Linked DNA regions of Mus musculus: all the other regions are linked to region 2. A link is a loop called in an ENCODE intact Hi-C map of the cell type or tissue named here. Cell type or tissue: left cerebral cortex. All regions are shown on one strand.

Evidence for each region. Peaks named below come from ENCODE experiments on the same cell type or tissue, not always from the same donor. Only the 100,000 strongest peaks of a DNase experiment are listed, where the experiment ranks them.
Region 1: it touches region 2 in a loop (5-fold over the local background); 5 of 42 quality-filtered maps call a loop at or near these places.
Region 3: a loop joins it to region 2, with 2.3 times the contacts of the local background. A loop is called at or near these places in 5 of 42 quality-filtered maps.

The regions. Positions count from the first base shown.
Region 1 is chr10:90,578,155-90,582,154 of GRCm38, reverse strand. The region is part of intron 15 of Anks1b (ankyrin repeat and sterile alpha motif domain containing 1B); the gene reads right to left. Among named protein-coding and RNA genes, the nearest start is that of Apaf1, 500 kb to the left of the region's middle. In left cerebral cortex, no CTCF peak of the experiment used is centred here; a DNase peak (open chromatin) is centred at 2,011; H3K4me3 peaks cover 2,516 bases; H3K27ac peaks cover 3,893 bases.
Region 2 is chr10:90,150,001-90,154,000 of GRCm38, reverse strand. The region is part of intron 8 of Anks1b (ankyrin repeat and sterile alpha motif domain containing 1B); the gene reads right to left. Among named protein-coding and RNA genes, the nearest start is that of Anks1b, 280 kb to the right of the region's middle. In left cerebral cortex, a CTCF peak has its summit at 2,309; DNase peaks (open chromatin) are centred at 1,753 and 2,369.
Region 3 is chr10:90,570,644-90,574,643 of GRCm38, reverse strand. All of the region lies in intron 14 of Anks1b (ankyrin repeat and sterile alpha motif domain containing 1B), which reads right to left. Among named protein-coding and RNA genes, the nearest start is that of Apaf1, 510 kb to the left of the region's middle. In left cerebral cortex, no CTCF peak of the experiment used is centred here; a DNase peak (open chromatin) is centred at 1,627.

The DNA of each region.
Region 1 (4,000 bases), 430 kb before region 2:
TGTCCAGATAAAGAATGACTCCCCTTTGGCACTGACTGATAGATACTGACAAATTTTAAATGTCAATGGTTGAAAAACAAAAAAAAAAAACAAAACCAAAAACAAGCCACTTTTGTAAGAATGAGTCCACCACTGCTGTCTGTCCTAAATGAGTTTGGAAATGTATAGATGTTTTTTATAATATGAGGTCATCCACTCAATTCAAAGCCCAGTCTGCTTCAGAAACAGGAAGATAGAGGAAATGGACATTTTTCTCTTATACTTATACATCATAAAAACTTCCTAGATTTGCCTGAAAACATTGTTAAGTAAGAAATCATCATGGAATGATTAGTCTTAGCCATTACGGTCAAGTTATTTCTGTTGTCTACAGGTCTAACTTCTTACTTGGATGGTGGTTTGCTAAGACTTAAAAGGTCATTTTTTCCAGACCAGCTGCAAAGCAAACTGAGCTCTTTGCTCTGCAGCAAAGTTCTGGAAAATAGGACAGATCTGTAGGTCTATTAGCATGTAACATACATGCACCACAAACATGGGAGAAAATTTTCATTTAAGTATGTACCTATTGGCCTCTCTTGCTTCCATCTTCTGTTGACCTCTATAACCTCCAATAGCTCCTTGGGTCTTTTTCAGTGTGTAACGGGAACTTCTCATTTTGACCTCCAGTTTGAGCTTTATGAATGCTATCCGCTCAAGTTCCCAGAAATGCCAATTTGTGTGTGGCTTCCAGTAGTACCTTTATAATCAATTCCATAAAGCCTTTATCCCGAACACTGGTCAAATCACCTCAAGTCAATAGGTCAACAGGAGCTGCTAAAGGAATGATGCACTATACAATTTCATTCTTTTCCCCTTTAGAATTTACAAATGTAAGTGTTGGGTAGTGAGGCCAGAGAGGCTCTGAGTCAGTCCTCCTCCAAGTAATAGACCCTTTGTAATATGATCTTCACACCACCAATCTGCTGTAGTACTGCTTAGGAGTGATAGATGCTATCACTAGCTCCATTTGCCTTGACTTTGAACTCCAACAGATTGTTTGCCTTTTCCATTATGTATTTAACTTAATATAGGAAAATCTGCTGATTGATTCTGATTGTAAGAAAAGATAAGGGGCAAGATTCCTGTCTTATATTCTATATGCATGAAGGAATGTTTGTGGGATGTGTAGGCAAATACTCAGGACAACAGTATGCCTTGACTGAGGGTCATGTTTTGTTCATCATCATATCCCTAGTAACTAACATTTTCTAACACATGGAAAATATTTATAGAGGACTCAATTCCACAGTGAGACAACTAATGCTCCATACTCTCATTGACCAAAAAGATTTTTAGTTTATAAATGAAGGTCCAGTCATGTCAATCTGTTGTGTATGTGGTGTTTACGGGTGAGTTTCTAAACATATAGCATTATGTTAGGAGCTGTGAGAAAGGCAAGGAAATCACACACAAAACAGACTTGCTGAGTTTCTCTTCTAGTAGAGAAGACAAGATATAGACGAATGGGAACTTAATTCCTAACTCTAGAACGATGGCTGCAAAATCCAACCACTAAGCGAGTTTGGAAAGACAAACTACTATGGACTAGAGTCCTTAAGGGAAGTTATGTAAACCAGGCAGGGAGAACTTTGAGAATAAAAAGTATAAGGGAAAGAAAGGAAATGACAGTCCCCGAGAAGCAGGAGAGGACATAAGGAGCAAAGACATAGAAATAGAGGGTTTGTGATTTGGACAACTTAGGGAGCAGTCATCTAACTCAGAAAAAGAAAGATGGCAGTAGCAATAAATATAATAAGGGAAAAACCAGCAAGTCTGCATAACAACGAACACATCCCTAAACTCCTTGTTGGGAAAATAAACAGCATTAAAACTTAGTCATGTTACATACACTGCAAAGGCTGAAGAAGCACAAGGCTCAGAGGACCCCACGGCTTCCCCAGGTCTGGTGAGAAGCAGGGAGATTGTGCTTATGCGGGGAGCAGATGTGATGTCTTTAGAGGAAGCAGGCAGGGCGGGACTAGGGAAGACTTCAGACGCATGACTGGTGAGGGCTTGTGATGTCAACACACACATGACTTCCCCAAAGTCTTAGCTGGCTTAATTAAGGCTCTGTTGTAGCCCTTCTTGAATTGTACCAATTTCTATTTATTTGTATATTCTTAATGATGCTTTGGATCTAATCTCTGTCCTTGATGTCCTATAAACCAGGATGAAGGCACAGAACAAAAGTTTATAATTCTTGTACCTATGAATCAAGGGTAAATATTAAGAGCCCGAGGAGAAGTGATGAAAGACAATAAAGAGTTAAAAGCATTTGGGGGAGGAACTTCCTTCTTCTCTAGCCATGTTCAGGAATCAGTATCAAGTCATCTTTACTAAAGTTAATGATTGTCATTAGATAAAAATTAACCATATATTATGTCTATGTTTAAGAGTATATAGAATATATTTAGCAAAAAAAAAAAATAAGCCTTGAGTAAATGCTTTCTTCAAATGTTATTTACACGAAACATTTACACTTAACCCACAAGTAGAATATGTTTCCATAACTAAGTGCACGCATGGATATACTATGGCATTTTAACCAACATTAATTATATCCTCTTGATGTCTACTGTCTTCTTCTAAAAAGACCTACACCACATCATGGTTAATGGGAGCGTGGTGCTTGTTGCTTAGGCAACAGAATGAATAAATGCAGGTCAGAATATGCCACAAGAAAAAAAAAAAACAAAAGCTAGACTATGACACCGAATGGAAGCTGAGCAGGTCTAACAGATTTTTACATTAATGAAGTCTGTTTCTTAAAGTGGGCCAACCACAGAGGGCTTTAAGCTCAGCATTAAGTAGCCTACGGCAACCAACAGACTATTATCGTAAAGGTAGACAATCTTTTCTCACAATATTGGCCCCAAACAAATGGTGCATGAAAGCCTGAAATGCACTAATTGATGACACCATTGAATTGATGACAACGTTTCATGAGTTACTTCATCTTCACAATTAATTAATCCTTCTACATGGCAAATCAAAGCTGTTGTTTTGATTTTGTCTCATAGTACAAGTCCTTGGCATATCTGAGTTAACAAGGTGATCTTATATTCTGGAAGATTCCATACACTACTTGGAAATAAACAGATAAAGCCACAACTTAGGATTAGACGTTGATCTTCCTACGATGCTCTTTTTTTTTTTTTTGGATGTATTTGGTGCACAATTCTCACATGACTGTTCTGCACACTCTTTCTTCAAATTCTCTTTAAAACCAGAGAGATTACCTTCTCATTAAATACATTCAAAGGGGGATTATATTTGTTCATAAGTGTTTAATACTCAGAGGAAAATTAAGCTGAAAGTTAATCATCCTTCAGTATGGACGATTAACTCAGTGAATCTAAACTTTTCACGGATCAGAATGGATTTGGACCAGGGCTTGGGAATGACATGCCCTGTTTCAGGTAGAGACAGGGGGGAAAAGTAGCTATGCAGAGAAATGTAGTCAATATAACTAATGCCAAAACAATACTCAATTTGTTTGCTAGGTCTGGTAATTATTAATACCATCTGTTTATTGCCCTAAGTAAGTCTTAAACCTCTCTAGGGCTGCAACAACTTCCCCTTCCATCCTATTTCAACAGAGTCTCAACTGTATAACCAGTGACTGTCTGATGGACACAAGAAAAAGAAACGCATAGCTCATTAATTAATTAAAAAAAAACAACAAGATACCCCTAAACGGTTATATGCATATATTACTTGATGCTCATATGATAGACCACATTTATGCATTTTTAAAAACCTTGTAGGCATACACATTTTTTGGTAGGAGTAGAAGTTTAACCATCTTAATAACCCTCAAAGCTGTAATAATTCAGTCAACTTTGGAGAAAAGCAATCTGGCAAAAGGAATGTCAAAGCTCTGACTAGCCCTCAGAGGCTTATGAAGGTGCTGCAGGTGCCAGCCTCAGCATTTTATCTCAGAGGAACGATTAAGGACACC
Region 2 (4,000 bases):
CTCCTCCCATTGATGACCAACTAGGCCATTCCCTGCTACATATGCAGCTGGAGCCATGAGTCCCACCATGTATTTTCTTTGATTGGTGGTTTAGTCCCAGGGAGTTCTAGGGGTACTGGTTTATTCATATTGTTGTTCATCCTATAGGGCTGCAAACCCCTTCAGCTCCTTGAGTACTTTCTCTAGATCCTTCATTGGGGACCCTGTGCTCTGTCCACTGGATGGCTGTGAGCATTCCTAAATTATTTTTATTACTTTTATTTTTTTACAGTCCAGCTGTTGCCCCCCTCCTTGTGCCCCCCTCCCACAGTTCCTCACTTCATTCTTCCTCCCCCTGTCTCCAAGAGGATATTAGTCCCCCACAAGACCTCCCTACTCCCTGGGGCCTCAAGTCACTGGAGGATTAGGCCCTTCTTCTCCCACTGAGGCCAGACCCGGCAGTCCTCTGCTATATATGTGCTGGGAACCTCAGACAAGCGCATGTATGCTGCCTGGTTGGTGGCTCAGTGTCTGAGAGATCTCAGGGATCTGGATTAGTTGAGACTGCTGATCTTCCTATGGGGTCACCCTTCTCATCTTCTTCCAGCCTTTCCCTAATACAACCACAGGGGTCCCCAACTTCAGTAGGTTCCTAAGAAAATTGAAAATAGATCTACCTGAAGACACAGCTATACCACTCTTGGACATACCCAAATGATACTCCACCATACCACAGGAACATATGTTCCACTATGTTCACAGTGACCTCATTTGTAATAGCCAGAAGCTAGAAACAACCCAGATGTCACTCAATGGAAGAATGGTTACAGAAAATATGGGTCATTTACATAATGGAATACTCTTAAGCTATTAAGAATGAGGACATCATAAGTTTTGCAGGCAAATGGATGGAACTAGAAAATATCATCCTGGGTGAGGTAACTCAGACTCAAAAGAACATGCATGGTGTGTGCTCACTAATAAGTAGATTATCCAAAAAAGACAAGAATACCTAGAATACAATCCACAGAACTCAGGAAGCAAAAAATTATTTGGTTTTTTTAAACTTCTTTTTGGTTTATATTTCTATACAGTATATTTTGATCATGATCCCCACAACCAAAGTTTTCCCAGATCCTTCTCATCTCTCTACCCATCCAATTTTAGGGCCTCACTAAGTGCCAAGGCTGACCTTGAACTCATGTCATAAATAACTGGGATTACAAACCTGTAATACTGAAACCCTCCTTTGCCTTTTCATTTATTTCATTATATTCAGTCCAGACTACAGTCAAGTAGAATTATTTAGCCTTACACAGTCATGTCCCACATTTTTATCCATCCCGTCTACCTTACTTCTCTATTCAGTATATAATGGGGGTTTAAAATATAGCTTCTATAAGCAGATAATCCTGGATTCAAATTCAAACTGCACATTTCCAGATCTGACCAATCCCAGCCTTGCTTGCCTTACTTACACAATAAAAAAATAACACTTAGACGTTCTTTTTCCTCCTAATCAAATGAGGTGATAGATACAGAGTGACTGGCATATGATAAGTTTTCAATAAATATTAATTATTATTTTAGCCGCTATTGTAACTCTATGGATTCAGGTATAGTTCAGATTTTGCCCTTTAGGTAAACATTTCCCAGATTTCTCACAAACCTAAATTATATCACTCTGTTCTACATGTCGACCATTGCTTATGCAAGCATGCACATTATGGCATTTCACATAGGCCTTGAAGTAAGGAAGCACAGTGCCAAAAAGCCTTGGCTGCTTTGAAGTCAAACAAGAACACATTAAGCCTTAGCTCTGCACCTTCTTAGCTAAGCAGCTTTGAGTAAATACTTAATCTCATTAATTCTCAGTTTCCTTGCTTGCCAAAATAGGTGCATTGATCATTTCTACTTTTGTAAGGCGCTATGAGGCTAGAATTACTTCCATAACTAACACATAAAATCGTCATTATTGATAGTTTTACTATCACAATCACAAAAGGATTGGGATTGCACACAGAACACTTTGGCATTTACACATATATAGTGTGTTTAACTTCCCCATTCAGTTTTAATTTATTTGAAAGAAAGTACAGACTTATTCATTTTTGTGTCATCTACAATGTGTTGTCTATAATAAACTTACTAAGTGTCTATTAGATAAAGTACTGGATAAATGGGCTCTTGTTTTAATTTTACTACATAGAAATCATATTAAGGATTGTATTGCAAATATCATGATTGAAACTTCAGCTTTATCTTACAATAACCATTACAAGTGGCTATAACAAAAGCATGGAAAATTAGTGGTTTAGCACTGCCCTCTAAAGTCAGAATAGAAATCTGCAATGTAAAACTTATTTTGAAAAAGAAAATATTTTTATTAATTCTTTGAGAATTTGACATAAAATTTTGGTCCTATTCATTCCTCTAACTCCTCCCACCTGCACAGTCTCCTCCCTTTCTGTCCACCTGGAGTCCTCTTTTTTTAAAAAGGGGGTCTACATAGCAGCAAACGTCCTAATCCTTTGGTTCTTACAATTTTCCACACGTTTTTCTTATATGTTCCCTGAGTATTAAGTGTGGTGTGTTGTCAATGTACTAATTGGAGATGGGCAGCCCATTCTAATTGACCTATGCACTTCGGCCAGTTGTAGCTTTGAGTAACAATTCCCATCTGCTGTGAATGAAGCTTCTTTGATGAGGGGTGACAGCTACAGTGATCTGTGAACATAAGGATGGGTATTTAGAATACAGTTATTGTTTATTCTGCTTTAGTAATGTAGAAGGTATTTCATCTAGGCTCCAGGGCCTTACTACCCTCAAGAAGTTGACTAAGTTTACAGTGTCAGGCTTGGATTTCCTCCCATTGAGTGGACAGGACTATTAGAGTTGTATAAAAGGTATTTGAAAAGCCTTTATCAAAATAAATATAATCATATATATGCATATATGTATATGGAAAAGAAACCTCATGGACACACGGAAGTATTTCTTTGTTTCAAATGCCTTTTAAACTTTTTACTGAACACCTATAGTTTTAAAGGTCCAGAAGGAAGAAGGTGAAAATTCCACAGAAAGTAGATCTTTATTTATATAGTCTAAGCTTAAGAAAGATTAAGATAATTCTGCATTACTAGACAAAGAGAAAAGGAGCCACAAAACATAAATTTCATGGAGAGACTATTTGAATTCAATTTGAGAAAAGTAAAGTCATGTTACTGACATAGGACTGAAAACAGGATTTCCTTTCAAATTATATCTGTGTTTCATATAAATTGTTTGAATATAAAATATATTTACACACACACACACACACACACACACACACACATATATATATATATATATATATATATATGTACATATATATACATACATATATGTAATATACTGGCATTAATAATTTATAACATACTTCAGATATGTAATAGCCGGTAAAGTTGGGCAAGAACTTTCCCTACTTTAAAAGTGAATAAAATATTATCAAAGATATTACTGTTTGTAAGTTAATCTCATAGATAAAGCTAGTTTAAAATTATAAGTGGATATTAGCCCAGAAACTTAGGATACACAAGATATAAGATACAATTTGCTAAACGCATGAAACTCAAGAAGAACGAAGACCAAAGTGTGGACACTTTGCCCCTTCCTAGAAATGGGAACAAAACACCCATGGAAGGAGTTACAGAGACAAAATTTGGAGCTGTGACAAAAGGATGGACCATCTAGTGATTGCCATATCCAGGGATCCATCCCATAATCAGCTTCCAAACGCTGACATCATTGCATACACTAGCAAGATTTTGCTGTAAGGACCCAGATATAGCTGTCTCTTGTGAGACTATGCCGGGGCCTAGCAAACACAGAAGTGGATGCTCACAGTCAGTTATTGGATAGATCACAGGGCCCCCAATGGAGGAGCTAGAGAAGGTAGCCAAGGAGCTAAAGGGATCTGCAACCCTATAGGTGGAACAACAATATGAACTAACCAATACCCTGGAGCTCTTGTCTCTAG
Region 3 (4,000 bases), 420 kb before region 2:
CTACAACTCTGTCATTTCCTTTATGAAACCTCTTCTATCCCTCAATAGGATGACAAATCTCTCTCTTTTCTCTAGTGGCACATTTAGACCTTCTATAATAACAAATATTTCTTAACCCACATGATTATTACTTGTGTCTAAGACTTGCTTCTTGAAAGCAGGGTGTATGCCTTTCTAATACTGTATGTACATCATATGCGTTCAGTTTGCATTTGATAATCAACATGATGTACCCTCACAGTCTGAACTACAGAAAGCACTCTCATTTTCAGATTTAAATCATTTTGTTATAGTCAGTAGGTAAGTTTTTTTTTTTTAACTGCACTCCAAGTATCTGATTTCTTTATAAAAAGGAAGTATTGTGGCCCACAGGAGAAGAGGCAGGAAGAATATAAGAGCCAGAGGTAGTGGTTACCCATAGCAAGACTGTTTCCCTGATATGACAGGATCTGGGTGAGCTCTCAGTGGCTGTGACTAGGTGCATAAGACCTGTGTAAGATCAAGCCCACCCAAATCCCAGCATGGATCCAGGAAGGTCTATGAAGCCCTGCCACCTGCTAAGGGCTTTTTGGTAACTGATGCCTACTGGGCAGGAGGAGTCAGTTATCTTTAAGGATGGAGCGACCCATGCCCCAGCAGATAGTCTTATACTTGTGCATGTTAAACAGACTTTAAAAAGTGGGTTTAACCAAAGACTTGCACATGAACTTGGGAAGGCAGAATGGTAGGGGAAATGGGGGAGGGGACCAGAGGGGAGGAAAAGGTGGGTGGATTTTATTCAAAGGCAGCATAAGCATGCATACAACCCTCAAACAAAAGAAGACATTTTAGTTTTTAAATAGAATTTTCAGGTTGGGATTTTTGCTCAGCATCTTTACCCTCTCAATTGAGCAAGCGTGTCTGGGTGAGTTACATTGTACTTGATTATAATTTATCTCTTGTTGCCTCTTGATCTTTTTAGAATGTTGAAAAAGTTATAGATATGCATGGATCAACTGTAGGAGATTGCAATTCTGTCACATGACCTGCAGGTGAAGACGAAACTAAGATATATATGACTTGTGAATGATCAGATCGGAGGCTGTTACCAGGTGAAGTCAAATGTAAGTCTCACATATAGTGTCTCTTCATGGACATGTCATGAGAAGGTAAACAAGCTCTGTAAACACTGAGCAAACATAAGGATATAGTTTCGTTTGGCAAGGCTTAAGATGATCGGCTCACTCTTTAAATCCAGTAACCAAGCACCTAGCAAAAGCAGCATTTGATTCTTAGGTATTAAGTCATGCTCATTAAGTGAATGAATGAATGAATGAATGAATGACTCTGGAAATAGGTTTTGGTTTTTTAATAAATAAAAAGGGAAAATCATATGAAGGCTTAGACTGTTGTATAAAGACAGCTCAGGGAGATTACTGGTAGTCGCCCACTTTAAAAATCTTTATATAGAAATTCCTGAATTCTGTTATTTTAATTTTTAATTCCTTGATTTCTGTTTAATACTTCTCATGTGTTAGCAAAATGTAGGTGTGTGTGTGTGTGGGGGGTGAATTAGGAGATGGCAAGACAGGAAAAGGAGGGAGAGGAGGGACAGGGATCCTGAGTCATGCTGGGTTCTGATTTTGTTTAAGTGTTTTCTCATGAGTCAAACTTCTAAAGGATCCTGATTTAGGCCTGAAGATCACATTTTTATAGTATCTAAATATATTCTTCATTTTACTTAAAATACTTTCCTGGAGTCTTGAAATTCTTTCAGCACATTACTGACCAGGCACCTTTATTCAGCCAGGACCTCTGTAATTTCTCAAAGTGAGATTCAAACAGGGAGAAGAGGGAGTGAGCTCAGGGCCACGTGTCCCAACTTGTCAATTATCATCATTGATGATAAAGAAACTGAGATTCAAGCTATGTGATGGGACCAGGGGCTTTCCGATGGCACAGTCTTCTGAAGACAGAATCCTAGGGGCTCCATTCTCAGAAACAAGTATAATTGCTCAATACTAGGGTAATAAAACAAACAAACAAACAAACAAACAAACAATTTCCAATTAACCTCCCCCCCGAAACCATTAGAAGGTTCTACAAACTATTCTAAGACTGCACAACAGATGAAGAAATGCTTATTTAAAACTCTTCTAAATAGTGTGATCAGGACTCTGTGGTGGGTGGTTGATGGTGGCTCCCACCTGCCTTTGCATCAGAATCCTCTCCACAGACAGTCTTGGTCCAAGCACAACTAGGACACTGAGCACCTTCTTTCCTGAGCTCCCAGTCCACAGATATAGTATCTCATCAGAAGGGATAGACCAGTCTTCTCTATCTCCTTGAAGTTGTGGAGGTCAAGTTCCCAGAGAAAACAGCTAACAAATCAGGAGCTTCCTCCATCCACCCAGCTCTCAGTCACGGGGTAGAGTCCACCTCAGTTTGGGTAGATCAAGAGCAGTGGGGGTACTGTGCACTTCCAGGGTACAGGCTCCATGCTTAGAAAGATAAACAGAGAAGACAAGGCCCGTGCCACAGTCCACTGCTAACAAGGATCACTCGAAGCTTTTGTCTAAGTGAAGAGTCAGTCATTAAGAATCCCGGAGCTCTTGACTCTAGCTGCATATATATCAAAAGATGGCCTAGTCGGCCATCACTGGAAAGAGAGGCCCATTGGACACGCAAACTTTATATGCCCCAGAACAGGGGAACGCCAGGGCCAAAAAGGGGGAGTGGGCAGGTAGGGGAGTGGGGGTGGGTGGGTATGGGGGACTTTTGGTATAGCATTGGAAATGTAAATGAGCTAAATACCTAATAAAAAATGGAAAGAAAAAAAATAAATAAAATTTTCTTTCTTTTTAAAAAAAAAAAAAAGAATCTAAAGTTCTAAAGCTCTCCTTGGGGTGGGGGTGGGGGCTAACTTCATTTGAAACAAAAGTTGAGAACAAGGATATTATCAAAACCAATAGAAAGTCAGACAGAGTCATACCTTTAATCCTAGCACTCCAGAGACAGAGGCAAGAAGATATTGAAATCTTTAGCCAGCCTGGGTACATAGGGAGAGTCTGTGTTAAAGTGGAGGTTTGGGTGGGAGGGGATAAAGAAAACGATTTGGGTGCTAAACAGCTAAGGAGAAGCTAGTGTACTTCATTCAGGCAAAAAGTCAAATGGTATCCCACTTTCAGAAAACCAGGGAAAGAGAAGTATTAAGGGCCCTCTGCCTGGCTTCAAAAACTTCTCCTGTTTCAATTTAATTGGACCAGACTGCAGAACAATTTATACCTCAGGGAACTGAAAACACAAATTAAAAAACAAACAAACAAACAAACCCAATAGCATGACCACCTGGTGATTAGTGAAGCTTCATAACTACATATCAACCTGTGGTCGCAGATGAGGGACAAGAATTGACACAGAGATGGGGGCAAGATGGCAGTGCCCGACCCCGTAACATCTGTGAATAGATGTATACAATGTGTTACATCCATAAAGTGGAATATTACTTGGTGATAAAAAGAAGTGAGGCAAGGCAGTATGCTACGATAAAGATCAAACTTGGAGATGCCATTCTAGGTGAAGGAAGCCAGACAGAAAAATCAGGTGCTATATGCTTCTGTTGCTATGACAGAGGAGATAGAGAGAGTCAGGAAGTAAGCTAGGAGTTCCCTAGAACTGGAAAGGGGATTTGAGGGGGCATGTAGAGTCACTATTAGTGGACCTGGGACTCCTTATGGAAGAGATGGAAATGTTTTATACTTGCTTATAGAGCTGGCTGTCAACTTCTGTAAATATATTAAAAAACCCACTGCTTTGCATATTTTAAATAGGTGAATTGAATAGTATATAAATTATGACTCAACAGCTTATTGCTACTTAATAATAAAATGTAAAAAGAAAGATATTTTAAAGTTCAACAAAATTGAGCACACAGTTGTATATAAATAAACTTTGATTATTTCACATGTGATATATATCATATAGCCTGCTATTTTGGTGCTTTGTTATCTTCTTCTCATCT